Linked DNA regions of Homo sapiens: regions 2, 3 and 4 are each linked to region 1. Evidence: chromatin loops called from intact Hi-C (ENCODE). Cell type or tissue: endothelial cell of umbilical vein. All regions are shown on one strand. Each heading gives the region's core, and the rest is flanking DNA. Links, peaks and the distances in the headings are about the cores only.

Region 1 (7,523 bases), core at 1,081-6,080:
TGAAGGAACTCCTGCTTCCTGTCAAGATGGAGTAACAGGGACCAAACCCCTTCATGCCAGAAAGAACCCCCCAAAACAGACAAAATACGTGAATCAATGTTTTTCCAACAGTGGACATCAGGCAGTGAAGGACAGTGATCTCTGAGAGATAGAGATAGAAGAGAGACTATTTGAGTTCTACATTCGCCCCAGTTTGCCCCACTGAGAGGCAGAGTCTGGGGAGGCCACAGCAGCCAGAGTTCACAGGACAGAGTACCAGAGACAGCAGAGCTGCAAGGAGAGATAACCCCAGAGATCTGCTGAGGGCTCCATTTACTATTCAGCAGAGCATGTGCATTTGAGGAAGCTCTCTGAGGCTCAGAGGGAACAGTGTTATTCCTACTAGCCTGATTAGGAAAATCGGAATACACGAGGTGTTGAGTAAAACACTCAGAAAGGTATTGCCCTGTTAGTAGGGAATAATAAGTTGTGGACTGAGATCTGCTCTAAACCCACCTAACAAATGATAAAAACAAGACCCAAGAGGATTGAACTGCTTCTAACTTAACTGTATCCTAGAACAAAGCCCAGGAATATAAATATACGCCCCCCGCCCCATGATGAGGAGAATCATGATCAATTAGAACTGACCCAAAGCTGAAATACTTGTCAGAATTAGCAAGCAAGGGCGTTAATACAGTTATGAAAACTGTATTCCATATGTTTAAAAACTATACGGAGACATGCAAATACTTTTAAAAGATGCACACCTGACTTCTAAAGATAAAAACTACAGGGCTGGGCAGGGTGGCTCACACCTGTAATCTCAGCATTTTAGGAGGCTGAGGCAGGTGGATTACCTGAGGTCAAGAGTTCAAGACCAGCCTGACCAACATGGTGAAACCCTGTCTCTACTAAAAATACAAAATCAGCTGGGTGTGGTGGCACATGCTTGTAATCCCAGCTACTTGGGAGGCTGAGGCAGGAGAATCTCTTGAACCAGGGAGGCAGAGGTTGCAGTGAGCCAAGATCACGCCTTTGCACTCCAGCATGGGCAACAAGAGCGAAACTCCATCTCAAAAAAAAAAAAACTACAATGCCTGAGACAAAAAAATACACTGGATGGGATTAGCAGCAGATTAGACATTGCAGAAGAAAAAAATTAGTAAACTTAAAGACACAGCAATAAAATGACCTGGCATGCTGGTGCACACTTTAGGCCTAGCTATTCAGGAGGTGAAGGCAGGAGGAGCTCAGGAGTTTGAGCTCCTGAGCTATGTGAGCTACAGTGAGCTATGATTGCACTCCTGTATTCCAGCTTGGACGACAGAGCAAGGCCCTGTCTCTGGGGGAAAAAAAAGAAAAAACAATAAAACTTATCAAACATGGGCCGGGTGCGGTGGCTCATACCTGTAATCCCAGCACTTTGGGAGGCTGAGGCGGGTGGATCACGAGGTCAGGAGATCGAGACCATCTGGCTAACATGGTGAAACCCCGTCTCTACTAAAAATACAAAAAATTAGCCGGGTGTGGTGGCAGGCGCCTGTAGTCCCAGCTACTTGGGAGGCTGAGGCAGGAGAATGGCATGAACTTGGGAGGCGGAGGTTGCAGTGAGCCAAGATTGCGCCACTGCACTCCAGCCTGGGCGACAGAGCGAGACTCCATCTCAAAAAAAAAACCTTATCAAACGTGAAGCGAAGAAAGAAAAAATAATTGTAAAAATGAAAAGAGCTTTAGTGAACTATGGGACATCATCCAGCAATTGGGAATTTCCTCAACCTGATGAAGGGCATCTATGAAAAGTCTAAAACTGGTGTCATACTTAGTGATGAAAGACTGAATGCTTTCCCCTTGGTATAAGGAACAATAAAAGGGTGTCTATTCCTACCACTTCTTTTCAACATTATGCCGAATGTTCTGGCCAGCGCCATCAAGCAAAAAAAAAAAATAAATAAATAAATTAATAAAAGGCATTCAGAATAGAAAGGAAGAAGTAAAAAACTGTCTACTCACAAATGACATGATCATCTGCACAGAAAATCTGATGGATCTGCAGAAACTAGAAGTCGTCATTTGCAGGTTGTCTGTGGCTGCTTTTGCACCCCAGTGGGAAAGTTGAGTCATTGTGACAGAGACTATATGGCCCAAAAGCCTCAAATATTTACGTCCAGCCTTTTAATAATATTTTGCCAACCCCTGTTCTATAGATTCAGTATAATCCCAATAAGAATCTAAGTAGGCTTTTTTTTTTTTGTAGAAGTTGATGAACTTGCTTCTAAAATTCATATGGAAATGCAAAGGACCTAGAATAGCCAAAGCTTTTAAAAAGAAGAACACAATTGGAAGACTACTTGATTTCAAAGCTTATTATACAGGGGGGAATAGTGTAGATTAACGGAGCAGAATAGAGTTCGGTGATAACCTCACACATGTATGTACTACTGATTTTTGACAAAAGTGCAAAGACCATGCAGTAGAGAATAGTCTTTTCAATAAACGGTTCTGGAACAATTGGATATTCATGTGCAAAAAAATGAACATGGACCCATACATCATACCAAAATGGATTATAGACGTAGATGTAAAATCTAAAATTCTAAATCTTCCAGAAAAAAAGATAAAATATTTGAGATCTTACATTAAAATATTTGAGACCTTACATTAGGCAAAGATTTCTCAGCTACAATTCCTAAAGTATGATCCATAAACGTATGATCCACAAATCGATAAATGACACTTCATCAAAATTTAAAACTTCTGCCCTTCCAAATCTTGTCATCTATATAATGAGAAAGCTAAAAGAAAAGCAGGAGAATCTGCTAGAAAACTTTCCTAGGGTCCTCTGATTGTTAAAAAACTGATAATTACCCTGATAATTACCTGATAATAACATTGATTATTACCATCTCTGGGCTGGAGATGAACTGTATTAGAGAATTCAGCTACCCACCCTCTTCCCTCTCACCTCAGTCCCCCTTACCTTGTACCCTTTCTTCACTAGGAGAAAAAGCCAAGCAGCAAAAGAGTCCAGCAAAATCATAGTTTCCTAAAATAAGAAAACTTTTTACGAAAAGCCACATAAGAGTGGACCTCTCTTGAATACCAGAAGATATGGAAATTTAGGCAATTGGGAAGAAAAGTGGTTTGGAGCCAAGCAGCACTCCTAGATTTTTACCCTAAGACCTAAGCTTATTAGTGGTAGGACCTTGCCCATGTCAGTTACTACATCTGTAAATGGGAACACTGTGAGAATTAGAGATCAGGGCTTCAAAGTGCACCCCCACCCCTCCACCCGGGGCAGCTCAAGGTGGCCTTCTCTTAACCACTGTTGCGTTTTTCAGTTGTGCCAAGATAGGCTGCTTAGGTTTCTTCACTACCATGGGAAATGATTCTGTAAAATGGGAAAACTAAATGCAAGTGTAAGGGCGTTGTTGTTGTCGTTTTCACTGTTTCCTATAAATTCTACATCTTCTTACTGGAAGAGAAGATCTAGGCTCTAACTCTTTAGAGGAGATTAAACATTCCTGTGCAGGATGGAAAAAATTCAGGAAGGGAGCCAGGAAAACAAATATCCTGAAGAGGCTTAGGGTCAAGAGGTGAGGGTGGGAGAATTTGACACAAGGGAAAAAGAAAAATGCAGAGCTACTGGTGGTATATTTATGACAGGAAGGTTTTCCCATAGAGGATAGAGCTGGACTTTTCAAGGGGTGGCTGCCTGCCAGGCCTTAGTACAAGAAGAAGAGATCATAGGCAGGTCACAGGAAATGTGCTGCTGACCATGAGAGGTGGTGATGCCTGGGGGTAGGGACCAGAGGGGGACAACGTCTAAGGCCCCTCTTCCAGGGAGGCCAAACAGGAAGGATGTTGTCTCATTAGCACGGATTTCCAAGATGTGAAAGCATATCTACCAACACTTATCAGGCCTACCAGCCACCCTAAACTTCCCCCAATTCTCATGCAAATGAAGTGACAGAAAAAAAAAGTTATGATACCCTGTGAGTGTTCACAGCCTTTTCCCACCCCCAGGGGTGTTCATTCTCTCCTAGCTCAGTTCCTAGGCTTATGTATAGGGCAGAAAAATTAGGGGCTGGGCAGCAGGTAGAGGGGGTCTTGAGGTGCCATTGTCTTGCTCTGGAAAAGGCCAAGATCTGGAAATGGAGGGGTTAGGGGTAGAGAGAGAGACCAAAGTCTCTGAGCATTGGAGGAGGAGATTGGAAAGGGGAACCTTCATGGTGTAGGTAACAGGAGGGTTTTGCTTGCTTGCTTCCCAACATCACCTTTTGTAACATCCCAGAGTTACAAAAGGCAATGTTGAAAACTGGGAAAAGAATAAAAAAGAAATGAAAATATGTGCCCATGGTAAATGCAGGAGACATGGAGACCAGTGTGGCTGGAGGGAAAGAGAGGAGGGCTATGGAGAGTTGGCCAGGGATTTGCAGGAAGGAGCCTTGCACACAGGGCTGTTGCCTTTATCCCAAAAGCCCAGGAAGCCACCGAAGGGGCTTGAGCGTACGTGTATCATCTTTAGATTTATGTTTAGGTTACATCAAAAAAGACAGATTGGGGATGTGGCCAGAGAGGGTATAAGTAAACCAGTAAGAAGATGGTTCCAGGAGTTTCTGTGATGGATTTATGTGAAGGTGGTCAAAATGTAGAGAAGTAGACAAATTTGAGAAATGATTAGGAGATCAAGTCAATCAAAACCAATCTTGGTTTTCCGAGGCTCCAGAGCCATGCTCTGGGGTGAATGGCTGTGCACTTCACTTGATGGAAGGATAGCCTTGCTTCGGAAGATGATCTTGAATTTAGTGTTGTTAATTTATTAACATCCAAGGGAAATATGAGGTAGGCATTGGTTATGTGAGTGTAGAATTCAGAGGAAAGTCTGGGCTGGAATAAAGACATGTGCATGATCTGCATGTAGATGTGGCTGAGGCCATGGGTGTGCATGGTCTCTCTCAGGGAGAGCACATAGAGCCTCACTGTCCACAGTAGCCTGTGGCCATCTGTGCCTATTTGGATTTAAATTAGTTCAAATTAAATCAGATTAAAAATTCAGTTCCTCAGTTGCACTAAGCAAAATGAGGACCAGGAAATGCCCCCTTGGATTTAACAATATGGCGGTCACGGGTGACCCTAGAGGGAGCTATTTTAGTGGATGAATAGGGCCAGGAGCCAATGTGGAGTGGTTTGGGGAGCTAGAGTTGAAAAAGCAACCAGGATAGACAACTTAAATGCATTTGGCTGGAAAAGAGAGGAGAGAAATAGAATGTCGACTGAAGAGTGAGCAGGGATGAGGAGTGGAGAAGAGGGCTTTGTTTGTAGGTTTAATAAGAGAAACTAGTGTGTATGTTTAATAGCCAGTGGGCAATAGCCGAATTCTAGGAATTTGTCCCTTAGATTTACTCACATATATATAAGGGGATAAACACACGTGTGTGAGCAGCAATGGTTTAAAAACAACCTAAATAGCCTGGTTCAGAGCACTGGTTAAATGAATTCTCTTGTCCATACAATGGAATTATTGCAGCCATTCTAAATAAAAAGAGCTTTCTACAGTTCCTGATATGGGATCATCTCCATGATTTATCAGGCTGATTTTGCAAGATGCAGAACAGGATATATTATTGCCATTCTTTGTATTAAAAACAAGAGGATAGATGTTCCAGAGGTATCCTACACTGATATTTATTTTTTTAAACCACACACACTGAAAGAATGATCAAGAAAATTGCTGCTAAGATGGGGAACTGGGGAATAAAAGTGTGGGTAAATGTTTTTTTCACAGTATTTTTATACTGCTTGATTTGACTTTTTAAAAACTATGTACTTGTATTTTAACAATAAAATTTTTTTTTAAAGTCAGTGAGAAAGATTCAGTTGAGAGAGAGAAGTTAAATAATCAGGAGACAGGAGGGAGAGGGCCCACCTCCTGCCTCTCTGGTGAGGACCCTGTGATACTTTATTACTCCACTGACCAGAAGCTCCATGAAATCAGGTGTAGTTTTACTTAAAATGAGTTTTTGTGATACTAGAGTATCTTAGATCTAGGTAGATATCACCCATCCCATATTATCTATTGCTAGGTAACAAATTACCCCCAGACTTCACAGCTTATGACAAACATTTGCTCTCTCACAGTTTCTTTGAATCTACACATGGCTTACTTCAGTGCCTCTGACTCAGGATCTCTCTCAAGGCCACAGTCAAGGTGATGGCTGAGGCTGCAGGCATCTCAAGGCTCACCTTAGGGAGGATCCATTTCCAGGCTCACTCCCCTGGCTGCTGGCTGAAGATACCAGTTCCTCACCACTATGGGACCTCTCCTCAGGGCCACCCACAACATGGCTTCCATCACAGCTAGCAAATGAGCGAAGGTGCACCCAAGATGGAAACCATAGCCTCTGTAAACTCAGAAGTGAGCCTGTCGCTTTTACTGTATTCTGTTGGTTAGAAATGAGTCACTAGGTGCAATCCACACTCAAGAGTAGGGGATTCCACAAAGGAGTGAATCCCAGGAGGCACAGGGATCCTTGGGGCCATTTAGAGGCTGCCTACTATAAACCCTAAATTCAGCAAAGTTGAATACTTCTTATATGGTAGTGTTCTGTTCCAACTCATGGAAATAATTTTTGTTTCATGAACAAAAGAATTCATGCATTCATCCTTATATGTTTTTTTCCTCAGAATAGTCAGTTGCAGCTTTATTGTTCTGCAGTAATACTTTAGAACTTCCCGTCTGTTTTTGATATTTTCTGAATTTTATCATTTTGATACAGTTTGAGAAGTTTGATAAACTAGGAAACTGATTATCACTTCACCTTTCAAAATCATTTAGGGAACATTCTCCTGTAGTCCTTGTTTTAGAAATATACGCTGACATGAGTGGTTGTAAAAGGGCATAATGTCTGCAGCTTACCCTCAGATAGTTCAGAAAACATGCTGCAGAGAGAGTGATCAAGCAAATGGGGTGAATGTCAGCCATTGGTAAATCTGAGTGAGGGTATTCAGGACTCCTTTTTACTATGCTTATAATTTTTTCTGTAAGATAATGTCAAAGTTAAAATTTTGAAAAAGAAATTCTTATACTCCTCCCCAGACCTACTAAATGAGAATTGCAAGTGGGACCTGAGAAACTTATTTTTATCCTTAGATCCGTTCTGATTACTGATCAGCAAGGTTAGGAACACACTGCGTGAGAATACACTCATTCTACTCATAAAGTTGTCTTCATAGAGCATCTGAAATTGCTAGTTGCACTTTTGAGTCTAATTTTGAAGCCAAGGGCAGAAGAGACCCCTCAAAGATCTGTTTGTGGTTACTGTACATAAGTCCTCCCCATAAGTCTTCTGGCTCACCCCCAATTTTGTGCCACATCTCAGATATGGGGAGACCAACAAACAGGGCCATGTCAGCTCCCACACTGGGTCCTCTGCTCATGGGGTGCAGCCCAGTGGGACCACAGAATGGAGCACCTGTGGCGGGCTAAGGAGGCTTCATAGAAGATGTGGCACATGAACTGTGCCTTCAAAGAGTGATAGGAA
Region 2 (7,523 bases), core at 1,370-6,369, 210 kb after region 1:
CTTGAGGAGCACTTTGAGAAGGCCTGACCCATGCCCAACAAAAAGCTGATCTGCCAAAAGTACAGCTAGTGGGAATGACTGGTGACCTTGCCAATCCTGCAGGCCCCTCTGTGACTTCACTCTTAAGCTAGGCCACCGTAGAAACCATTCCTGGTCTCCATCTGGGTCTAAGTGGTGGTGGTGAGGTCCTGCCAGTGCCTGGCCCTCCCTAGAAGGAGCTCTTCGGGGGTTCTTAAGCTGTTTGTGGGATAAGCTCAGATAGAAACAAAAAGCAAGCTTACAAAGGACCAAAAGACTCCTATTGTCTTTGGTCCTCACTTTCTCTATCTGAAGACAATGAGGGAGTTGGACAAGCCAATCCCAGAGCCTTTCATTGCCCTAATCAAGATCAAATATAGAAATGTGAGCCAGAGGGAAATACAGGAGCCCTATCAAAGCTAGGCATGATAGGGCCTAGCTTGGTGTCACAGAGAGGAGGGCTCAAGCTAGGGGCTAGGAGGAAGACCCCAATCCCTATGGCCTGTTTGAGTGTATTATGTCCCTACCACATCAGCCAGTGTTTACAGGTTCTCTCCTGGGTTCTGATCTAATCTGATCTACTTCTGCACTGGGCTGCTCCGTCTCCCTGACCCCGTCTCCCCATCATCTGGGAAATTTTTCCACAGTTCCTGTTTCTCTCCTGAGCTTCCCTATCTCTGAGTCCTTAAGGGAAGGACAAAGTAGGACCCTCAGGTTGGGATTTCTGACTGCAAGCAACAGAAATTAATCAGATCTCAGCTGACTCGAGCAAAAGAGAAATGCATGAAAGGACACACAAGTAGCCCCAGAGAAAGGCATGTGTCAGGGTCAATTGATTTTTATCCTTGTGTGGCTCCACCAAGATTGAAATTCCTGGGAAGAAAGGATCTGCTTGGCCTTATGGGTTGGAGTGGGACTGGGTTAACATTTCTACCTATGTTGAAAGCATTTTCTAATGTCAGATGAACTGCTGTTATAGAAAACAAGGAGAACATCTGTTGAACAGACAAAAACAACTGATGCTTATCATTGGCTCATGCTCGTTAGAACATTCTGGAAACACTTTAGGATAGAGGGAGAAAGGTCTTGCTGTTTCTGCTCTTTGAAACTGCAAATAAAGAAAGTTCTGCTTTTGGAATCTGACTTAGCCTTAAGATGGATATGTTTAACTTGTCAGCATGTTGACAATGATAATGCCTTTGTTAATGAATGCCTTTGTTAACGAATGTTCCACATTCATTGACTTATTTTTTTCACAACCCCCTGTAAAAAAGGGAAGCAAGGCATTATTATTCCCATTTGACAAGTAAGGAAAACCAGGGCCTAGACATGAGTGGCAAGAACATAAAGGACATGCCTATGGCTACTCCTCTCCCCTCATTCTCAAACCCTCAATGAGACCAGAGGCCCAGCCCAGTGACCTTCTGGCTCCTTCATCTTCTGGCTCCTTGATCTCCATAATGAAGATGATGATGTCAAAGGACCTCCCTGGCCAGTATCTTTAAAAGGGAAATGACGATCAGGCGGGGTGACTTATGCCTATAATCCCAGCACTTTGGGAGGATGAGGAAGGTGGATCACCTGAGGTCAGGAGTTTGAGACCAGCCTGGCCAATATATGAAACCCTGTCTCTACTAAAAATACAAAAATTAGCCAGGCGTGGTGGCACACGCCTGTAATCCCAGCTACTCCAGAGGCTGAGGCAGTAGAATTGCTTGAACCCAGGAGGCAGAGCTTGCAGTGAGCCGAGATCACACCACTGCCCTCCAGCCTGGGTGACAGAGTGAGACTCTGTCTCAAAAAAAAAAAAAGGGTAACCTTGGACTCTGAGAAATTCTTCCATGTTTTTCCTAATATGCATCTCATGAGCTGCCGCATTTCCTTCTCTCGCACAATTTCAGGGATTGCAAGCAGGTTTTGCACTCCAGTTGCCAGTGACTGAAGTAATATGCTGGGAATCTTAGGTCAAGTGTGTGTGCCTGTCTGTGGCTGTTAATGTTCCAGTGAGCCCCCGGAGCCAGCCCAGTGCCTTCCCAGGACAGGAGATGACCTTCTCTCCGGGGATGACCATGAAGCTCCTGGAGCATTGGGTGCAGGAACAGGGCAGGTATCAAGTACAGAGGCCCAGATTGTCGCTTTGCAAGCAGGCTGTGTTAGGCTCTAGCTGTCTCTCACTCATTCCCACAGTCTATATATTCCCTTTGTTTCCCCAATTTTCTTCTTTCTCCTTGCCTTTCTCCTCTTCCTTAACTTATCTGTCTCTCTGTCTCCTGTGCTTTCATGTCCTCTTTCCTCCTAGAAGCCCAGCCCCCTTGGTTTCCTCTTGTCCCTCTCAGGGACAAGAGTCTAAAAAGACAATATGTCCAGGCACAGTGGCTCAAGCCTGTAATCCTAGCAGTGTGGGAGGCAGAGGCAGGTGGATCGCCTGAGGTAAGGAGTTCGAGACCAGCCTGACCAATATGGTGAAACCCCATCTCTACTAAAAATACAAAAGTTAGCTGGGTGTGGTGATGTGCGCCTGTAGTCCCAGCCACTTGGGAGGCTGAGACAGGAGAATTGCTTGAACCTGGAAGGCAGAGGTTGCAGTGAGCAGAGATTGTGACACTGCACTCCAGGCTGGGTGACAAGGCGAGACTCCTTCTCAAAAAAAAAAAAAAAAATTAAAATTAAAAAATAAATAAATGAAAATAAAAAGAATATAACCCATAGGTTATTGTCCCTGGGTTTGTCCCTGATAGAAGCCCAGCCTTGGCCAGTGCCCTATCACATATTATCTATTATACGAGCAGCGCCATTGCTATCGCGAAGGGATCTGTCATAGAAAATGCAGAGACTTTGAACCCCAGACTCAAGGTTGAATCTTCCTCCGCCGTGTGGCTTGGAGCAACTTGTTTCACTTTAATGCGCTTCAGTGACCTCTCTATAAAATGCATAATCATCATCATTAGTTCCCGTAGAGAGTGCATGAGATGACAGGTGCAAGGACCAGCCCAGGGAGGTGCCTCGGTCACAGGGAGTGACTTTCCTAGGAGTCTCCTCACACGTGTCACTCTGCCTGGGGCCAGCTTTCCTGGGGGACAGGTGAAAAGCCAGGCCAAAAACACAGGAATGTTTCTGCTGGAATGTGTCCCTTCCTGCCCTCAAGATCCCATCTCCTCTTCTAGCTTTGTTCTCACTTTTCAGTTCCCTTAACGTGACATCTCTGGTCACTCCACACTGGGCCACCAACGGGAACTGTGAATGATAGAAAAGACCCATCCCGGGGAGTCATGAGTGAGCATGGTCCAGCTTCCCAGATCCTGCCCCCAAGGCTGCGGTTTAATCACCAAACCATCTGAGCAGGTGTTACACGTAATTCGGGCCAGGTGTGGTTTAGGGAGGAGGTGTGGAATGACTCAGATAATAGATTTTGAAGTCAGGGTTATGTGAGTACAAACCCTGACACGTGTCTCCAAACCCTGTGACCTTAGGCAAAGTTACTGATCCCCTCCGAGACTTGGTGCCCTAACTGTAAACTTTGGTGATGACCCCTTTCTTAAGGGATTATAGGAAGCATTAGAGGTCATCTGTGGAAACCCTCTGACACACAGAAGGTGTGCAATCAATCCTCCCTCCCCCATGTTCTCCACAGCCAGAACAAGGAAGAATCGCACATGCTTGCATGGTGCTCAGTGTGCCCCGAACTGTTCAAGCGCCTTGCCTGTATTGTCTCATTTTATCCCATCACAACCCCATAAGGTCACTTATGTTATTATCACACTCATCTTACAGATAAGAAAACAGAGGGATGGAGAAGTTAAGTAACTTATTCAAGGTCACCTAGCATGCCAGAGCTGGGAGTGACAGTGGCTGTAATTGGTGGGCATTTGAGCTCGACTTGCATGGGAAGCTTTGGTGGAGGGTTGGGGGATCCTACGCCCTAAAGGGCACACAGGGCTATAGAACTCCCACGACCCCCTTGCAGATGCTGCCCATGGGGTATGCAGAAGAGTCACATGAGCCCAACTATCTAAGGACTTTGTCTGCAGGGGCTGCTGGATTTGTGGCCACCAACTTCTGCTGGACCTGTCTTTTGCTGCATTTGCTCGGCCACAGTTTCTCAGGACGGTCCCCTTTTCTCTGGAGCTCTTTCCAGCAAGTTTATTAAAAAGAGGGACCAGGTGAGCAGAAACAGATTGGATGTCAGAGACCAGGAGACTTCTGGCCACAGAGCCTGAACCATTTACTCTGTTACCTGAGATTATTTTTTCAAATGTCAAAGGCCTAATTTAGGATGACCCAGATGTTCACCAGTGCTCCAATTAATAAAGAAAAATGTATTTAAAAAGCCAACTGCAGAAGCAAACACATTTTGCTTTCGCAATTCTGTTGGGCTGCACCCTGGCCTTGACCTTAAAATAGCTCAGTTTACGTGCTGACAGCATATACATACACAGTCAGGATTTCCTGTGTCTCCACCTCACCATTTCCTCTCTGCCTCGGAGCTGGTCCCCTTCATTCCTCTTCCTCTCCCTCCCCACAACTTGTTTAGGTCCGTGAATAAATGTATAGGAATGTTCTGAGAAGCAGGAACATTTAGACTCCAGCCAGACAGGAGTTCAAATTCCACCTCAACCATTTCCCAGCTATGCAAGCATGAGCAGTTCACCTCTCTGAGTGTCAGATTTTCACTGGAAATTGTGAGAATACATGAAAATGATTTATCCCAGAGCCTAGCACAAGGTAAAAGAGCAATAATTGGAAGAGACAGGGAAAAGCCTTTCACCAAAAGCTAAGTGTGAGTTGGAGGCAGGGTGCGGCCTAGGGGGCCCCTGGCTGGCTTTTGGAGGACCTGCATGCCATTTGTCTCCCTCCACGGCTTCTGCCCCAGACATGGATTCATCCTGCTCTCATTTCTGCCTCTGAGATGGGTGGGCCCCATCTCTCCACAGAGCCATCTGCGACTCCCTCCTACCGAAGTAAAATGGACTTTTCCTACGTGTCTGCCCAGGACTCAGCCAGACTGATGAACTGAGCTTGGGGAACATTTGAACAGATTGAGGTGATGTTTTTACCAAGGCCCAGGAGCGATGCTTCAGGCAGCTCCAGCTGTCCGCTCGGCCTGTATTTCCCAAATATTTTGGACCAGGAGTGCCAAAAGCAAGCCCCTGGTCCAAGACACTTGGGAAATATTGGCCATGAACTATTCTGGCCATTTAGGAAATACTGGCTGTAAACTATGCTTAACACCAAAGGAGGACCAATGGTAGCCACTTGGGCAACAGTAGACAGAACCATAGAGGAAGATCTTTGCCTTGAACTTGAAGTCACACTGCTCAGGTAACTGTTCTGCCAATCTGTGCATCTGTGACCTCTACCTTCCCATTGCAATCAGGAGCCAAGGTCCAAAGATCACGGTTAGACCCCACTCTGCTTGTGACTCATGCATGACACAGGGCAGGCCATTACCCTACCGTTCTGGATGAAGGCAATAATCGTGTTTGACCTCTCCCTGCCTCGTAATGCTGACTCGGAGGATTAATGAGGAAATGAGAGCTAAGCTTTGTGAATGCCAGCCTTGTTCTCACGCTGGCTCCTCTGATTATTCCACAAAGCCAATGAGAAATAGCAAAGGTCAAAATTCTCTGTGAGGTTGAATATTCATGTTGCAGGAGGCGCCTCTCCAGGTATGGTTCTGCGCTCATGATCTGTGTGTCTCTGGTGCCAGGCCCCAGGGGGCACACTTACAAAAGGTGTACGGGGTGACGGTGGTGGTGGCATGGGTGTGGCATCTCCAGGTGCAGGCCACATGCCTGGGGTGTTTCACATGGCAAGTCAGCCACAGAAATGGGTCTTGCTGGGCCTTTTGGAAGCTTCCAGTGGTGCACCTCACAGACTGAACAGCCCCTCTCAAGATGAGGGTTACCATAAGCAATGCCATCATCTGTCTCACTGAGATGCTGCTACTCAACATTGGCTCCTCTTGTTTTCCACAGTCAACCTTCATATGTAATTTAATTTTGCTCTCTCTTCTGGTCAGTTGACAAACCCCGCAACACCATCTCTAGGATGCCATGGCTGAGGCCAGAGCTCTAGGAGGGCAGGAGCAGGGAAGCAGATGGGACAGTCGGCTGTGGCCCTGCTTCATGCAGCCAGCTTGGAGGAGCTGCTTCCCTCGGTGCTGTGGATTTTTTGAGTTAAAATTGAGAGCTTCCGGCCGGGCGTGGTGGTTACAGCTGTAATCCCAGCACTTTGGGAGGCCGAGGTGGGTGGATCACGAGGTTAGGATTTCAAGACTAGCCTGTCCAAGATGGTGAAACCCCGTCTCTACTAAAAATACAAAAAATTAGCCAGGTGCGGTGGCAGGCACCTGTAATCCCAGCTACTCGGGAGGCTAAGGCAGGAGAATCACTTGAACTTGGAGGGCAGAGGCTGCAGTGAGCTAAGATCGCACCACTGCACTCCAGCCTGGGCGACAGAGTGAAAAAAAAAGAGAGAGAGCGAGAAAGAAGAAAGAAAGAAAGAAAGAAAGAAAGAAAGAAAGAAAGAAAGAAAGAAAGAAAGAAAGAAAGAAAGAAAGAAAAAGAAAATTGGGAGCTTCCTTGGTAAAAGGTCTGGACAGCATCAAACTGGTTACCTCCAAATCATCAGACTTAGGGGTAGAACAGATTATTTCCAATTTAAGTTCGTTTGATAAGTAGTCACTCACATGGTTCAAAAATCAAAATAATATAAATTAGATATGATGGGAAATCTTGCCCACCTCTACCCTGGTTCACCCAGTCCCTCTGCCATACCCCTATGGGAAGCTACTTTTATTAGCTTCTTATGCATTCTTCTAGTATTTCTTTATGCAGATTCAAATATGTATTTTCATGCTGCCACCACCGTTAAGCACACAAAAGTTAGCATATGGTATTCCCTGTGTATCTGTCAGAATCTGAATAGGAAGCAAACGGCATGCTCCAGCCGGATAACTGAGGAAGGTTTAACTGTTCACAAGGGTGTGTGGACTAGGTGTGCAGGAGGCAATGAGGAACAGGGCTGGCAAATGCAGGGGAGTCAGAGGGGGGGGGGTGCCAAGGAGTAAATACCCCCACCTCGCTCCCTTTCCACTCTCTGGGCCTTCCGCAGGGCCCCCATTGGCCAATCCCTACCAGAAGTCATAAGGCAAGGAGGCCTGGCAAGGAGGCCTGTGGATGCAGTCTTTACAAGTCAGCCTCCGGACACAGAGCATTATGGAGGCAGGTATGGACAGCTCAGGGGTCCCGTGGAGAATGCATAGCACACCCTCCAGGGACACTGCCTTTGATTACCTGACAGTGTATCCTGGAGATCTTTCCATATTACTCATGAGTTAGATTTTAACATTGCTCCTGTTCCACTTGATCACCTTCTGCCCAGCATTGCCAGTGCACTTCTCCCAGGACAGCTGCTGCGCACCACTGCAGAGGGTATTACACCATCCGGCCATCACATGGCCTAGGTCCCAGTGTCCACCAGCCTGCTGGAGTAATCCTTTCCTT
Region 3 (7,523 bases), core at 1,448-6,447, 380 kb before region 1:
GGGCTTATATGTGAAAGTTCCCAGTTTTTAAAGGTGGGCAACTAGTTCCAGTAAAATAACAAAATCACCCAGCCAACTTTACATGAACCAAACGAAATTCATTCTCTCCATGTGCCTGTGATTGAGGGAAAGTGGGCTTCCTGGGTTCTCAGGGATCCAGGGAGGGAGGGACAATTCCACAGCCTCAATGTCACGAGGAGAGAATGCCTGGGCTGGGGAAGCCAGCGTGTGACGGATGTGGCCTTTGGGGAGTGGAATGCAGGGGAGAATAAGTCAGCAGGTGGGTCAGACAGCTCTGAAGCCTTGCTAGAAAGTTCTAGCCTGAAACAAAAAGCTGCCAGAGGCTCCCTCCTCCTCACACCTCCTCCTTGCCACCAGGGCTGGTCTCTGCAGGCCGGCAGCTACAGCAGGATGACTTGCAGGTTTTGCTGGCAGAGCAAGCTCCCGCCTGGCTGGGGCAGAGAGCAATTCCTCTGGCCACTGCCTGTCATGCCATAGCTGCTGGACCTCTCAAGTGACTGCCTGGGGTCTGGAGTCTGGAGTCTGGAGTCTAACTATGAGTGGGACTGGGGGGTCAGGCCCAATTCAGCTTGACTGGTCCAGCTCTCCCAGTCCTTAGCGTTCATCTTCCCTCCCCTGCCAGATGAATCTCCTTTCCAGGCTCTGCTTCCCCAGCGATTCCCAGACAGAGACAGTCCATCTCAGTCACTGGATATTGGCTAATTGATTGGGTTTTTCTGCTCCTGTTCCAGAGTCAATTGAGAAAGTCCTCAGACACCACTTTGAAGGGGAAAGATGACTCAGGTGGGATAATTTCTAATTGCCCTAAATTCTGCTCTCATGGAATTGGAAGGGACTTTGTAACACACCCCCAGCCCCTGCTTTCACACAGGGACCCCATTAAAGCATCCAGAGAGGCAGGAATCTACCAGGTTTCCCAAACCTTGGAAGAAAGGTCCCCTCCCAGTCACCTCCCCCTAGGGAGAAAAGTAGAGCATCCTAAGGGGAGAGGTCTCCGCCCCTGACCACGACCACAATTGTGAGACCTTCCTCTCTCCCTTCGCTTAACTGACAGAAATGTTTTCCTCTTTTTGAAATGTGGGAACAAGAAAGCCATTTCACTGCTAAAAAACAGACTTGGAAGCCGAGGATCAGGCCACCCTTAAGAAGGCTTTGTTGAGTCTCCAAAATATTCCACAAAGTGTTGATGTAAACAATGCACTACTAATTAAATGTTACAAAAAAAAATTCAAGTACACTGTTCCTTCCTCAAGTCTTTCTGAATCTGCAAACTTTAGACTTTAACCATGAAGTTCATCTTGCAAGTTTTAAACAAATTTTACTTAAGTTTAATCAAATTTTACTTAAGACACTTCAGTAGAACTCTCATTCCCCAAATAAAGAGTTTTAATACAGAAGAGCGGATGGCTTAAAGCACCTGATTTCCCTCTCATATAACCACTTGTGGTAATGAACTTAATAAGATAAAGGCATTGCCATTTTCCATTAAATTATATTGCTCTCAAAAGAAATCAAAATCAAAACTTTAAATATTTTAAAAATCCATTTCAAATCATGGACATTAAGAGATGTAATCTGGAATACTGCCTCCATTGCTTGACACATAAACAGACTTCAGAATATCACATCATTAAACCTAAGTTTTCTTTTAGTAAAATGAAGTTAAATAATAGTCTTTATGAATATCCAGAGACCTGTGCACTTATAATATGCACACCTGTTTGTATATTATACTTTAATATTAATCTATCTCTCTGTCTCTGTCTCTTTCTCTCTCTGTCACTCTCACTCTTTCATAATCCTTGTTCATACTCATCTCCCGGGAATACTGTGAGAATCAGAGGGGCTGATGTACTTGGCAACGATCTGTAGACCACCAAGCACTAGAAGAGGAAGAGGACACCCATCATCACAGAGCAGGTGGCCTCACACACCCACACCTATCAGAACTGGGACTGGCAAGAGGCAGTGGGACGGCATTTAGAGAAGAGGCTGGAAGAAGGCAGATTCCACCCCGCACCAGCTGTGCTGCTTAGGCAATTCTTTGACTCCTCTGTCCCAAGTGTATCTGCCTGTAAAGTGGGCACAATAACCATTGCTTCACAGGATAAACGCCAACAGGGTGGGCTAACTATGCAAATACATGACAGATGCCTCCTACAGCTGCCCACACTTCTTCTCCCCACCTACCTGCTGGCTTTAGTCCTTCCTTGTGCTCTCAGTGGCTGCTGCTGTCTGACCAGCCCCCTGCTGCCCCCCTGCCTGCTCCTGTGTGAGGGCACTTTGGGGCCAGATGCCATGCAAGATGACACGGAGGAGGCAAGGCAAAGCTGGCCCTCAAGGGTCCACCCTGGGGTCCTGATTCCAGGCCTTCTCAGGTTCCACTCTCCCCTCCTCTGTACACAGACCACTCTCCTGCTCTCTTCGTTAAGGTGTTTAACCTTCCAAAGCCTCAATATACTTGTGTGTAATAAAAAGAAAAGAAATAACAGGTTCAAGAAACCAGACAGCAGCGTGAGGATAGAGGTGACAGCCTTCACTGTTGGAAGCATCTTTTCTTGGCTCTGAGCGGTAAAGCAATGCACCCAGGGTCACAAAGACAGAGGTGGCAGCCAGGATTTTAGCCCAAGTGGCCTGACGCCAAAGTCTTGTCTCCCTCTCAATGCAGCTGTGTAGTGGGGCTAGACCCCAGTCTTCTCCATCTTCTCCCCTGATGTCCAATCTAAGCACAAGCAAGGGGCTTGCTGTGGAACCACAGCTTCAGACAAGCCCCAGCCACACCCACCTCCACTGAACGGCCACCTCTTCCTGCCACTTTGATGCAGAGATAGGAGCTGTGCCAACGCAGAGCTGCCCACAGTGGAGAGGGAGTGGAGGGTGGAGCTGATGCTCGTCTCTCAGGACTGCTTTCCCAGTGCCAATATCTAGGTCACCCTCCTGATCCCCAGTGTGATGACTCACCACTCGCCTCTGTCACAGCCTGATAAAGAACTCGAGCCATTAAGAAATGGAACAAATTACTAAATGGGAGGCACAAGAGAAACCCAGGATTAAATTAGTTCATTATTCATAAATCATAAATGACTCTTCCTCTCACTGATGCTTGTCTCTGTCTACCTACTGGCCTTGCAAGAGCAACAGACTTCTATAGGCAGGAGGTCAGAGACACAGGAGGCCCAGGCTGAGGGCCCCAGGGTTGGCAGCCACCTTTAGGCAAAACGGCTGGGCTGGCCTCGGCCCGTTGCCTCTGAGCTGCTCTCTGGACTGCAGGGTCTTGGAACTGAGTCGCCGGGTTTGTAGGGCGAACACTGCAGTGCCTGCTCCATGGCCTGCTGTGCCATGGAAAGGTTCTGATACCTGAGGTGTCTAGTATGGTTGAGACACAGTTGTTGTGTGGGCCGGGTTGCCTCTGTGAAGTATGTCACCTCTGTGCACCGGATCATCTCTGTGGAGTGTGTCCCTGAGGGCCATATCACCTTTGTGAAGCATACCACCTCTGTGGAGCATGTCACCTCTGTGGGCCAGGTCACCTCTGTGGAGTGTGTCACCTCTGTGGCCTGTGTCACCTCTGTGGAGTGTGTCACCTCTGTGGTCTGTGTCACCTCTGTGGCTTGTGTCACCTCTGTGGGCCATGTCACCTTTGTGGGCCAGGTCACCTCTGTGGAGTATGTCACCTCTGTGGAGCATGTGACCCCTGTGGGTCATGTCACCTCTTTGTGGGCCATGTCCCCTTTGTGGGCTGTGTCACCCATTGGGGAGTGTCACCTCCTCAGAGCATATGACATTTCAGGGCATATGTCATTCCTGGAATGTGCCTCCTCTCTGACGGGCGTGTCTCATGACCGAGAGTTCCTTGATGCTTTTCTGTCCTGGCTGGAAAAAGGAGCAGCCTGGGCCCCTCCCGGGGCCTGCCGTGCTTGGAATGGAGCCAGGACGGAGAGGGACCAGCCAACCCAGTGCCAAGGACGCCAGGGCATCTGTTCCCCAGCCCGGAAGGAGATCCCGCCCCGCTCTCAGTCAGGCCCCGCCCTGCAGGTCTGCAAGCCTCCTCCAAGGAAGGCGGAAGGAGCCGGGGCCGTGTCTCAGGGAGCCCGAGAGGCGGAGCCCGGGAGGAGGCCTGAGTGGGCTGGGGAGGGAACGAACCCTACCAGGATACTGGAAAGGGACACGAGAGAGAGGAGCCGCCCCCTGCTGGTCACAGCTGGGAAAGGCGCTGCAATCAAACTCAGTCCCAGGGCACGGTGCCAAGGGAGGCGGAGGAACTGCAGTGGTTCCCGATGGACATCTTGTTGCTCTTAGTGTCACCCCAGCGCATGCATGATTCCTAAGCTATGGGTCAGGGAGTCCCAAACAAACAGCAGTGTTATTCTGGAACTACTTGGATGAGGGTATTTTCCTAACTAGAGCTTACTGGGATTGTGCAAGTGGCAGGGACTACTCTCTAGGTCACCCGACGTAAGGGGCCAGTTGTATTTGAAGGGTGAGCCAAGACTAGAACAGAGGTGAAGGGAGGTGAAAAGGTGACCAAACAGCTGGGTGCTGCAAAGTGCCTGACAGCAGGAGGTGGACACAGGTTCTTATGTAACAGCAGTAAGTGCCATATGCTAACAGCCTGCCATGTGCCAGCTGTACCCAGGGTCTCTGAACCTAGCAGTGTCCCTATGCACATCTCACAGGTGAGGAAAATGAGATCTAGTAAGTGACAAGTGTCTAAGCCAGGATTTTAATCCAGGTCTGAAGAACTTCAGAATCCATGTTTTATTCATGTCACTTCTGAATTTGGGCCCATTAGCAGGGCCAATGTGCTGGCATCTTAGCAGCAGCTAAAGCAGGCATCTGCAGCCCCCTCTTGGTCTTGCCACACAGTCCTGGCTACACTGACATTCTAATTGGGAGGAAGGTCAGATTTCTCCATTCTCCATATCCAAATTCATCTTGTCCACTTTGATTCTTGGATTTGATCACTTCCCACCCCACCTCTTACTTAACTGTTCCCTGGGCAAAATTCCAGCCTTAGCCAGAAGGGCACTGTTCCTACTAAAGTCAGAAGTCAGAACTTCCTCCCTTCAGCCTCTCCAAGCTCCTTCACAGCCGGCTCCTAGACTCAGCCTGCTGCTGACATGCACAGACAGTGCCCTGGCCCGTCACTGAAGCTCCCTGGGATCCCACAACCCATCTGACTCGACACTGATTTTTACAGCTTTGCAAATAGTTGCCTTAGTTCCCTTCCCCTGAATGCATTATAAAGTTAAAGGGAGAAAAAGAAGTCTTTAAAAAATCCCCCAGCTATCTTAATTAACATGCAGAATGCTTTTCTGGCAGTGCACAGGCTGTGATAAAACGGGAAGCTTCTTAACACAACATATATTTAATCTGTGGCATTCGCTTCCACATGAAATTCAATCAGATATTTTAAGGGAGTTAACAAGGGCTCTCAGATCGAACTGTGAATAAATGCAGGTGTGATAAATACACTCAAGCTACTGAGATGTTTTATCAAATGATAAAGGTGTTGAGTGGGGTGGGGTTGAAGGACAAACCTTAATTCTAATTCTGTACGTTGTCAAAGAGGGTAGGAGAATTTATTAGACAATGCCAGGGCGATCTAATGACCCATTGCCTCTGAAAAATCAATTAAACTTGCTCATTTGTTCTGTTTTTCCAGGAATCTTTAATTCAAGTCTGCCGTATGCCAGGCACGAGGGAGGCAGTGACCAACCAATAACGCAGTTCCAGTCTCTGCCCTCAGCCCCAGCTCTGCCTGATGAAACTCACAATCTAATAGGGAAAGGTGGATAATAAACAAGTAAACAAATGCAAATGATAATTTCCAATTGGGTTAAGTAACAGAGTAAATGAGAGGGTGTTCAGGTAAGACATCTGCAAGGAGTTGATACTTGGAGTGAGACCTGAAGGATGAGGAAGGGCCCGCCATGCACCAGGGAAGAGCCTGTTGATGTTTCTGAGACCACAAAGCCCTGGGCATGTTGGGGGACCAGAAAAGAGCTGGGACTTGGTGAGCAGGCAAGCACTATAGAACAGCATTTGGTCGCATAGGTAAGCCTAACCACATATCCTTTCTTTTTTCAAATTAAAGGTTTCATCTGCTACAAATCTGTGGAGAAAGGATGGTTTGGCTGCTGGTGTGAGGAGAATAGTTCACTACAGGGAGAAGAATAAAGCCACATCTTCCATCACATACAAATGCAAACACCTAACAGATCCAAGACCTCGCTATGTGAAAGCCAACAGAAATAAAGAGTTAATAGGAAGGAAGGAGGGGAATATCTTTGTGTTGTTGGGATGAGAAGGGTGTCTTAACATAATTCAAAAACATAACCCTCGGATGAAAACTGGGCAAATCTGACTATATCAAAATTAAGAATTTTTTTAAAAGAATGCTTTAGACAAAGAAAACAGATAGGTGAAGACTTGGAGCAGATTTTGCGTTGTCTAAAGCCAAAAGATAATATCTATAATAAGAGCTGGCAAACTACAGCCCACAGGGCCAAATCCAATTGGTCACCTGTGTTTGTAACTAAAAATAAATAAATAAAGTTTTATTGGAATACATCCATGCCCATTCATTTATACATTTATGTCTATAGCTGCTTTTGTGCTACATCAGCAGAGACAATATGACCTTCATAGCTTAGAATATTTAATATCTAGCCCTTTACAAAAAACAAAACCAACCAAAAAAAAAAAAAAAAAAAAAAAAAACCTGTGTCAACTCCTGATCTAGACTACAAGGGAAATGGGTAGGAAACTCACTAGAAAAATTGGCAAAGGCTATGAATAGCCAATTTGCTGGACAGGAAATGAGCTGGCTAACTAATACCTGATGAAATGACTAATCTTGCCAGAATTTAGAAGAGTGCAAATTGAAGCAATATTGAGATTCTTTTAATGCCTATCAGGTCTTTAAACATTGGAAAAGTAAGTGTGAGGAATACTTAGAGAACTAGTAAAGCATTACTTGTAAAGATGACTTCTGGTTGTGTATGGGAGGGTGCCTATGGAGGAGACTGGTGTGTGAGTCAATGGACTGAGTGAGGAAGATCTGCCCTCATGTGGTCAGCACCATCCAATCTGCTGGGGGCTGGAATAGAACAAAAAAAGAGGGTATAGGATTTCTCCTTTCTCTCCTAGAGCTGGGGATTCTCTGCTCCTTCTGCCCTTAGATATCATAATTCCAGACTCTATGGCCTTGGGACTCCAGGACTTACACTGGTGGTCCCTCAGGTTCTCGGGCCTTTAGCCTTGGGACTCCAGGATTTATACCAGCGGCCCCTCACGTTCTTGGGCCTTTGGCTTTGGACTGAGAATCACACCTTGGTTTTGAGGCCTTTAGACTTGGACTGAGCAACACTACTGGCTTCCCTGGTTCTCCAGCTTACAGATGGTCCAACATGGGACTTCTCAGCCTCCGTGATCACATGAGCCAGTTCTCCTAATAAATCCTCTTTCCTATATCTGTATGTATATCCTATTAGCTCTGT
Region 4 (7,523 bases), core at 801-5,800, 350 kb before region 1:
GTATTTTTAATAGAGACGGGGTTTCGCTATGTTAGCCAGGCTTGTCTCAAACTCCTGACCTCGTGATCTGCCCGCCTTGGCCTCCCAAAGTGCTGGGATTACAGGCGCCCGGTCAGAGCCCCCTTTTTCAAAGCATCTGTCCTGCTCCCCACATCCCAGGGGCAAGATCTCTAAAAGAGCAATTGACCAAGTCTCCCTACCTCTGTTCCTTGCTCCCAATTTAAATCCCCAATAGCCCCCTGAACTTCCAAGCTGGATAAGTTTCTTACTGCTGCTGTAACAAATGAACACAGCAACATGAATCCATCATCTTATAGTGCTGGAGTTAAGAAGTCCACAACGGATCTCATGGGACTAAAATCAAAGCATCCACAGGGCTGTGTTCCTTTCTGGAGGCTCAAGGAGAGAATCTGTTTCCTTACCTTTTCCAGCTTCTAGAGCAGGGGTCCCCAATCCCGGGACCACAGACAGGTACTGGTCCGTGGCCTATTAGGACCAGGCTGCACAGCAGGAGGTGAGCAGCAGGCAACCAAGAGAAGCTTCAACTGTGTTTACAGCCACTCCCCATCACTTGCATTACTGCCTGAGCTCCACTTCCTTTCAGATTAGTGGGGCATTAGATTCTCATAGGAGCATGAACCCTACTGTGAACTGTGAATGCATGTAAGGGATCTAGGTTGGGTACTCCTTATAAGAATCTAATGCCTGATGATCTGTCACTCCCATCACCCCCAGATGGGACCATCTAGCTGACCATCTAGTTGAAGGAAAACAAGCTCAGGGTTCCCATTGATTCTACATTATGGTGACTTGTATAATTACTTCATTATATATTATAATGTAATAATTATAGAAATAAAGTGTACAATAAATATGATATTCTTGAATCATTCCAAAACCATTCCCCTCCCCACACCATCCATGGAAAAATTGTCTTCCCCAAAACTGATCCCTGGTGCCAAAAAGGATGGGGACCGCTGTTCTAGAGACTGCCTATACTCCTTGGCTTATGGGCCCCTCCATCTTCAAAGCCAGCAGTAACCTGTCAGGTCTTTCTCACATCACATCAATGTGACATTGACTCTCCTGCCTTTCTCTTCCACATTTAAGGCCCCTTGTGATTACACTGGCCCACCTAGATTATCCAGGGTACTATCCCATTTAAGGTCAGCTGGTTAGAAACCTTAACTCCTTCTGCTATCTGAATTCCCCCTTGCCATGTAACATAACAGGCACAGGCTCCAGAGATTCAGGCCTGGACATCTTTGGGGGGAAGTTACGTTGTCATTTTGGCCACGGTCAGAATCCCTTCACCAGGGTCTTCTTAACACAATGCAGCCAGAGGAAACTTTCAAAAAACAAGCCAGTCTGTGATCCCTGATTACACTCTCCAATTGACATTAAGAAAAGAATCCTGAACCAAATTACCTAATCTAGGCTCTCTGGCCTCTGCCTTTCCATTGCCTCATTTCAGGCTCCTCTTTCCTCCTGTCTTTCCTACCAACCCACAAATGTCAGAGAGTCCCTGTCCTCACCTCGTCCTGTCCTGCCACCTGTCTTCCCTATCCTGCCGCCTGCTGTGCCCACTGTGTGAATTACCCCTCTCTTCCCTCTGTGTCTGTCACATCTTCCTCAGTCTCCAGGTCCTGAGCAAGTCATTTCCTGGGGGCAGCCTCTGAGCTCCCTGCCAAGCTGCTGCCTCTCCTCCTTGCATTTGCAGTGACTTGTTTAACAACTAATCACATAAGTGAAAACTGCTGTGGGGATGGTGTCATAGGCAGAATAATGCACCCCCAAAAGTGTCCAGGTCCAAATCCCCACAACTAGTGAATATGTTACCTTCCACGCAAAAGGGACTTTGCGGGTGGGATTAAGTGAAGGATCTTAAGATGTGGAAATTTTCCTGGATTATCTCAGTAGGCCCACTGTAATCATAAGGGGCCTTATAGGTGGCACACAAGAGAGTCAGACATTAGAAAAAAGAGACATGACAGAACCAGAGGTTGGAGTGAGGCACATTGAAAATGAAGGAAGGGGCCACAAGCCAAGGGATGCAGGCAGCCTCCAGAAGCTGGAAGGGGCCAAGAAACAAATCATTCTCTGAAGCCTCCAGAAGGAACCAGCCTTGCTGGCACCTTGATTTTAGACGTCTGGCCTCTAGAACTATAATACAACAAATTTGTGTTTTTGTAAGCCTCAAGTTTGTAGTAATTTGTTACAGAAGCAAAGGAAAACTAATACAGACAGGAACTGAGTCTGTGTCTGCTCAACATGGTATCACCCAAGCCCACAGCAGTGCTTCCCGTAGAGTGGAGGCTCATTAAGTATTTGATGCATGGACAAATGAGCCTGGCAGGAGATAGTGAATTAAACCCCCCAGCAGACAGACTGTAAGAGCTCCTGCTCTTCACTGTTCCTCATGCCTGTGCTTCCCCAACGCTTTCAATTCCCAAAGGAAGAAATGTGGAAAACCACTTCTCAGAGTTGGCTGTGAAAGACAAAAAAAAAAAAAAAAAGGGTGGGGGGAAGATTAGAATAACAGGCTGCAGGGGTGGAGGGGTCCAGGAGATGCCACCTACCATACTAATCTCAAGCCAGAAGGGACTATGGCTCACAGCCAAGACCTCTGGTACCAAAGAAGAGACTGCCCAGTGGCAAGACTCTTCCAGGCTACCCAGCCTATGGGGCGGAGCAGGGAGAGTTCCCAGGACCCCTGGGTGAGTGGAGGTGCCTTTGGAGGGCCATAGTCAGGGGATCTCGCTAGCCTTAGCGAATGAGGGACCTACCTGGCCAGGCTGAGTCTGCTTGGACAGGCCGTGTTGGGAGGGCAGCTCTGAAGGCCCTGCTGTGCTGCATGCACAAATGCAAGGAGCTCTGACAGCTTTTTCTCTCATAAGTTCAAACGCAGTGAACCAACAAAGGAGGTGTGATATGGCAGGAGGCAGGGGAGGAGAGAACCAACTGGTTGTGGGGGGAGGCGTGGGGGTGAAGCAGGGAATTCAAATGTTTCTGTAATGTTTATTTCCTAAAAAATAAACTGAATATGACAGAATGCTAACATTTATTAACTCTAGGAATGGGTTATATAATTCTACAATTCTCTAAATTTTTCTGTGTTTAAAATATTTTTAAAAGAATAGAAAAATGGAGAAAGTATTGTTTTCTGATATGTATTCATAAATGAATCACACTAATTCTCTCTCTTTCTCTGTCTCTCTCTCTCTCTCACACACACACACACACACACATTTCTACATAGGCTAATTGTCCATTCCTGTCTCCTTTTCCTCTCATCACTAAAATAATTTTCTCTGTACATAGAATTTATATAATCACAGCAGACTTAGTGCTTTTTAAAAATTCAATGAGTTTTCTTATCAGTTTAATTATTTCAACACATTGTTCAAGTTAATTAACTTTCATTGAGTTGATTTACTTTTATAGAAAAAAAGGTTTTTAAGCTCAGAAAAGATTTTTAGAAGTCAACAATATAGAAATGAATGTCGTTGAAATTCTAGTTGTAAAAATACTTATCTATATTTTCCAATCACCCTACCAGCTACCACCTAGACATAAACTCTTAATAATTTGTATATTTCTTTTTGATCTTTTTCTTAAAGCAGAGGTGAAAATATGTGACTTATGGAAATGCGTATTCTTTTTCCCCTTAACATTGCATCACAAGCACTTTATCATACCACTAAAAACTCTTTCTATGCATAATTTTAATGAATCTTTAACACTCATTTTAACGTGTACCATAAATTGTCTCTACTCGTCAACATTTAGCATGTTCTATTCTTTCCCTATTACTATACTGCTGAGACAAACATCTTGGCATATGAATCTTTGACCCCAATGATGTTTATTTTCTTAGGGAAGTTTCCTAGAATTGAAACTGCCCTGTGTTACTGAGTGAAAGGGCATACAAGTTTTTAAGTTTCTTGATATCAGCTGCCAAATTGCCTTCTAGAAAGGATGTAACAGTGTCACGTGGCCACCAGAGAGTGTCTGTGCTCCAGTCAGTTTGGCAAGAATTTAGAAAATCTAGTTCATTGGTTTAATTTGCTTTTCTCTGATCGCTCATGAACTTGAACATTTTCCCTCAACTGTCTTGAGCATTTTCATGTCTATTTTTGCCTATTTGTATTCTTTGCCCACATTATCTCTGGATTCTCAGTGTTACTCCTGTCTTGTGGATATGAGTCCTTTATTTACTAAGCACATAGCCCTTTGTCTATTATATACATGAAAAGCATTTTGCTCCAGTTTACCTTTTGCCTCTTAATTTTGCATATGATGCTTTTGGTGCATGGACAGTAGTTTATGTAGCTTTATCTATTGATCTTTTCCTTTCAATTGAAATAAACCAAACAACAACAGTCCACATAAAAACATAACCCAAAACTTCAATTTGAAATACAAAGAACTGGTGACGTGGCTCACACCTGTAATCCCAGCACTTTTGGAGACCAAGGCAGGAGAAGCCCAGGAGATTGAGGCCAGCCTAGGGAACATAGCGAGATCCTGTCCCTACAAAAAGTTAAAAAATGAGCCAGGCTTGGTGGTGCATGCCTGTAGTCCCAGCTACTTGGGAAGCTGAGGCAGGAAGATTGCTTGAACCCAGGAGTTAGAGGCTGTGGTGAGCTATGATCACACCACTGCACTCCACCCAGTGTGACAGAGCAAGGCTGTCTCTAAAAAAATAAATAAAAAGTAAAAAGTAAACATAAAAATATAAAGAACCAAAAACAGGCAAGATGAAACAGGTGACCATTTAATTTTCTGATTCACTTGAAATGTACTTTGGTATACAGCAGAAAGTGGAAACTCTCAATTGGCTTTTTTCCTCAAATAGCTAATCAGTGTCCTAACACCATTCGTTGAACAATAGTTTAATTTCCACAGTGATTTATTGCCTTTTATTTATTTATTTATTTATTTATTTTTTGAGATGGAGTTTCGCTCTTGTTGCCCAGGCTGGAATGCAATGGCACACTGCAACCTCTGCCTCCCGCGTTCAAGTGATTCTCCCACCTCAGTCCCCTGAGTAGCTGGGATTACAGGCATGCGCCACCATGCCCAGCTAATTTTGTATTTTTAGTAGAGATGGGATTTCACCATGTTGGCCAGGCTAGTCTTGAACTCCTGACCTCAGGTGATCTATGCACCTTGGCCTCCCAAAGTGTTGGGGTTGCAGGCATGAGCCACTGTGCCCGGCCAATTTATTGCTATCTTTATCATGGATTATATTTTGTTGTGTGCTAGTGTTGCTATTTGACAACAGTGGACGCCCCTGCTCTTGAAATTCTCTCTTTCTGTGGTTTCTCCCAGTTCTCCACCTATCCTACCTCGCTGAATAAAATGCTTCCATCTCCACTGCTCTTCCATTTCCAAAGCTGGCCACCAAGAACAGAGGCTCCCTGGAGCTGCAGCCTGGGCCTCGGCTCCCCTCAATCCATGCTGCTCCCTATGCTGTGGTCTTCCCTCCTGCTGTGTGTCACTGCCACCCTCTTCCTAATGATGCCCAGGTCTTGATATCCAGCCCATGCCTCTCTCCTTAGTTCCTGACCAACTGCCTCCTGATGTCCTGTGTAAAGAGACATCTCAAAATCAATCTTTCCAAAATTGCGTGTGTCACCTATTCCATCAGAACTTTTCTGGCTGGTTTACAGGCTCAGAGTTTGGGTTGAGTTTCCTCGAGGGTGTGTGGTGTGTGTGTGTGGGCGGGGGGGGGTTGTAGGGGAGTGTGTTATAAGCATGCATAGTAGCCATCATAGTAACAAGCACCTTGCGAGGGTGCAGGGAACACCAGAATCCAGCCAAGTTCTCGAGGTCACTCAGTCCTGCTCCAGTCACAGCAGCTTGGGGCACCTCAGCAGCAAGAACCTGCCCCTTCACACCAGTAATCTGCCATCAAAAGGACTCAATCTCTCCCTGAGTCTGCCCTGGCCTCTGAGCATGACTGGCTCACACTTTCCCTCTCCAATCACATCTCTAGTCTACACAAGGACTCTTCTTTACTTGTAACTTGAGTGGCCCATCTGACCCATCATGGCCCCCATCCTACCCCTTGGCTTCTTTCACCTTCAGCTTCCATCAACTGTGTCATTCTTTCCATTTCTCAGTTCAAATTCTTGAGCACAGGAATCTGACCAACCTTGATCCTTTCACTCCAGACCATGCAGGTTAACAATGCTGATACTGCTTTACGTCTATATTGGAACTGAATGGTTAAGTGGATTGATGATGGGTGATGGGAGCCAGTGTTCTTACTCTTGGAACAGGACTTCACAGGTAAGCCAGAGGCACCAGAGGCTTTGCTTCTCCAATGTCCTTGTTTTGACCCCCCTGTTGTCTTTTGGCTTTCCCAAGGACCACTCTAGATAGAGTCTGTCTTGTGGCCCTTTCAGCTATAATCCACTATTATTATTACTATTATTATACTGGAAACTGCTAGTATGGTGATAAGGTATTGGGGAGGGAACACCTGCTTCCCCCACCCCAACCCACCCTGCCCTTAGGCCCTTAGAGGAGTTGGGAAGGCCAATGTGTGCAGAGTGGGAAAGGCCCCATCCTCCAGATGAGCCTAAGGCTCTGGTGAAATTTTTCCTGGAGTACTCTCCTTTGCTATGGAGAACACACTGGGTGTATTCCACAATGGTTACTTTTCCTTCCCCTTGCCAGAGCCAGGATGGATGGGATATTTCTTGATTCTTCATCATGAGATGATGGGGTCCCTAAAGATAAAACCCACAGAACTATGGCCCCCCCATCTAAAACTGCTGCCCCCAAAATTTCCCACTCTCATGCTTGCCCACACTCAGCCTCCAGCAATTCCTTTAAATCACCATGTAAGCATTCCTACCAGAGTGCCTCCAGCAGCTTCTGCTCCAGGGAAACAGATCTCAGCTAAGATCTGTGGATTTGCCTACCTCTCCAGATTTTGAAGTGGCAGTTAGCCCTGTGACCTCAGTTATTCAATGGGTCCAAAAAATGTCATTGATTTTTAGTTTTTGGTGGGGGGGAAGGGGCTTTTATCTTCTTTGAGGACAGGAGTAACAATTTTCAAGTTCTTTACAGGTCAGAGTTGAAAACAAGAGATTTATTTTTCAGGAGGTTTTCAAATTTGAATTAAATTTATTTAATGGTTATAGGACTATTTAACCATTAAAGAAGTTGAATTTGTAATTTAAAAGCTCCCCAAAAAGAAATCTTGCAGGCCCAGATGGTCTCACTGGGTACTTCTACCAAACATTGAATAATCCTATAACTTGGTTTTTTTAAAATGCTCCACCTGAGTGACTTGACTCCTTTGTTGTAGATCTAATCATCTCTTTCCATTACCACATTTTTCATTTTATTTTATTTACTTTATTTATTTATTATTATTATTATTATTATTATTATTAATTTTTTTTTTTTTTTTTTTTGAGAGAGAGTCTCGCTCTGTCACCCAGGCTGGAGTACAGTGGTGCAATCTCGGCTCACTGCAAGCTCTGCCTCCTGGGTTCACGCCATTC

What was found. Peaks named below come from ENCODE experiments on the same cell type or tissue, not always from the same donor. Only the 100,000 strongest peaks of a DNase experiment are listed, where the experiment ranks them.
Region 2: it touches region 1 in a loop (7-fold over the local background); 3 of 110 quality-filtered maps call a loop at or near these places.
Region 3: it touches region 1 in a loop (11-fold over the local background); 2 of 110 quality-filtered maps call a loop at or near these places.
Region 4: it touches region 1 in a loop (15-fold over the local background); 2 of 110 quality-filtered maps call a loop at or near these places.

The regions. Positions count from the first base shown.
Region 1 is chr3:43,390,481-43,398,003 of GRCh38, reverse strand. All of the region lies in intron 12 of ANO10 (anoctamin 10), which reads left to right. Among named protein-coding and RNA genes, the nearest start is that of SNRK-AS1, 42 kb to the right of the region's middle. In endothelial cell of umbilical vein, for the core only: no CTCF peak of the experiment used is centred there; a DNase peak (open chromatin) is centred at 3,753; H3K27ac peaks cover 3,997 bases.
Region 2 is chr3:43,177,178-43,184,700 of GRCh38, reverse strand. No RefSeq gene overlaps it. Among named protein-coding and RNA genes, the nearest start is that of POMGNT2, 75 kb to the right of the region's middle. RefSeq lists enhancers at 2,842-2,891, 4,524-4,583, 5,290-5,584, 5,350-5,644. In endothelial cell of umbilical vein, for the core only: no CTCF peak of the experiment used is centred there; DNase peaks (open chromatin) are centred at 4,490 and 5,500; H3K27ac peaks cover 3,292 bases.
Region 3 is chr3:43,766,306-43,773,828 of GRCh38, reverse strand. No RefSeq gene overlaps it. Among named protein-coding and RNA genes, the nearest start is that of ABHD5, 79 kb to the right of the region's middle. RefSeq lists enhancers at 1-498, 2,865-3,364 and a silencer at 4,123-4,302. In endothelial cell of umbilical vein, for the core only: a CTCF peak has its summit at 4,217 (motif pointing left); DNase peaks (open chromatin) are centred at 2,968, 4,208 and 5,048; H3K4me3 peaks cover 412 bases; H3K27ac peaks cover 1,070 bases.
Region 4 is chr3:43,739,560-43,747,082 of GRCh38, reverse strand. No RefSeq gene overlaps it. Among named protein-coding and RNA genes, the nearest start is that of ABHD5, 52 kb to the right of the region's middle. In endothelial cell of umbilical vein, for the core only: no CTCF peak of the experiment used is centred there; a DNase peak (open chromatin) is centred at 3,912; H3K27ac peaks cover 1,179 bases.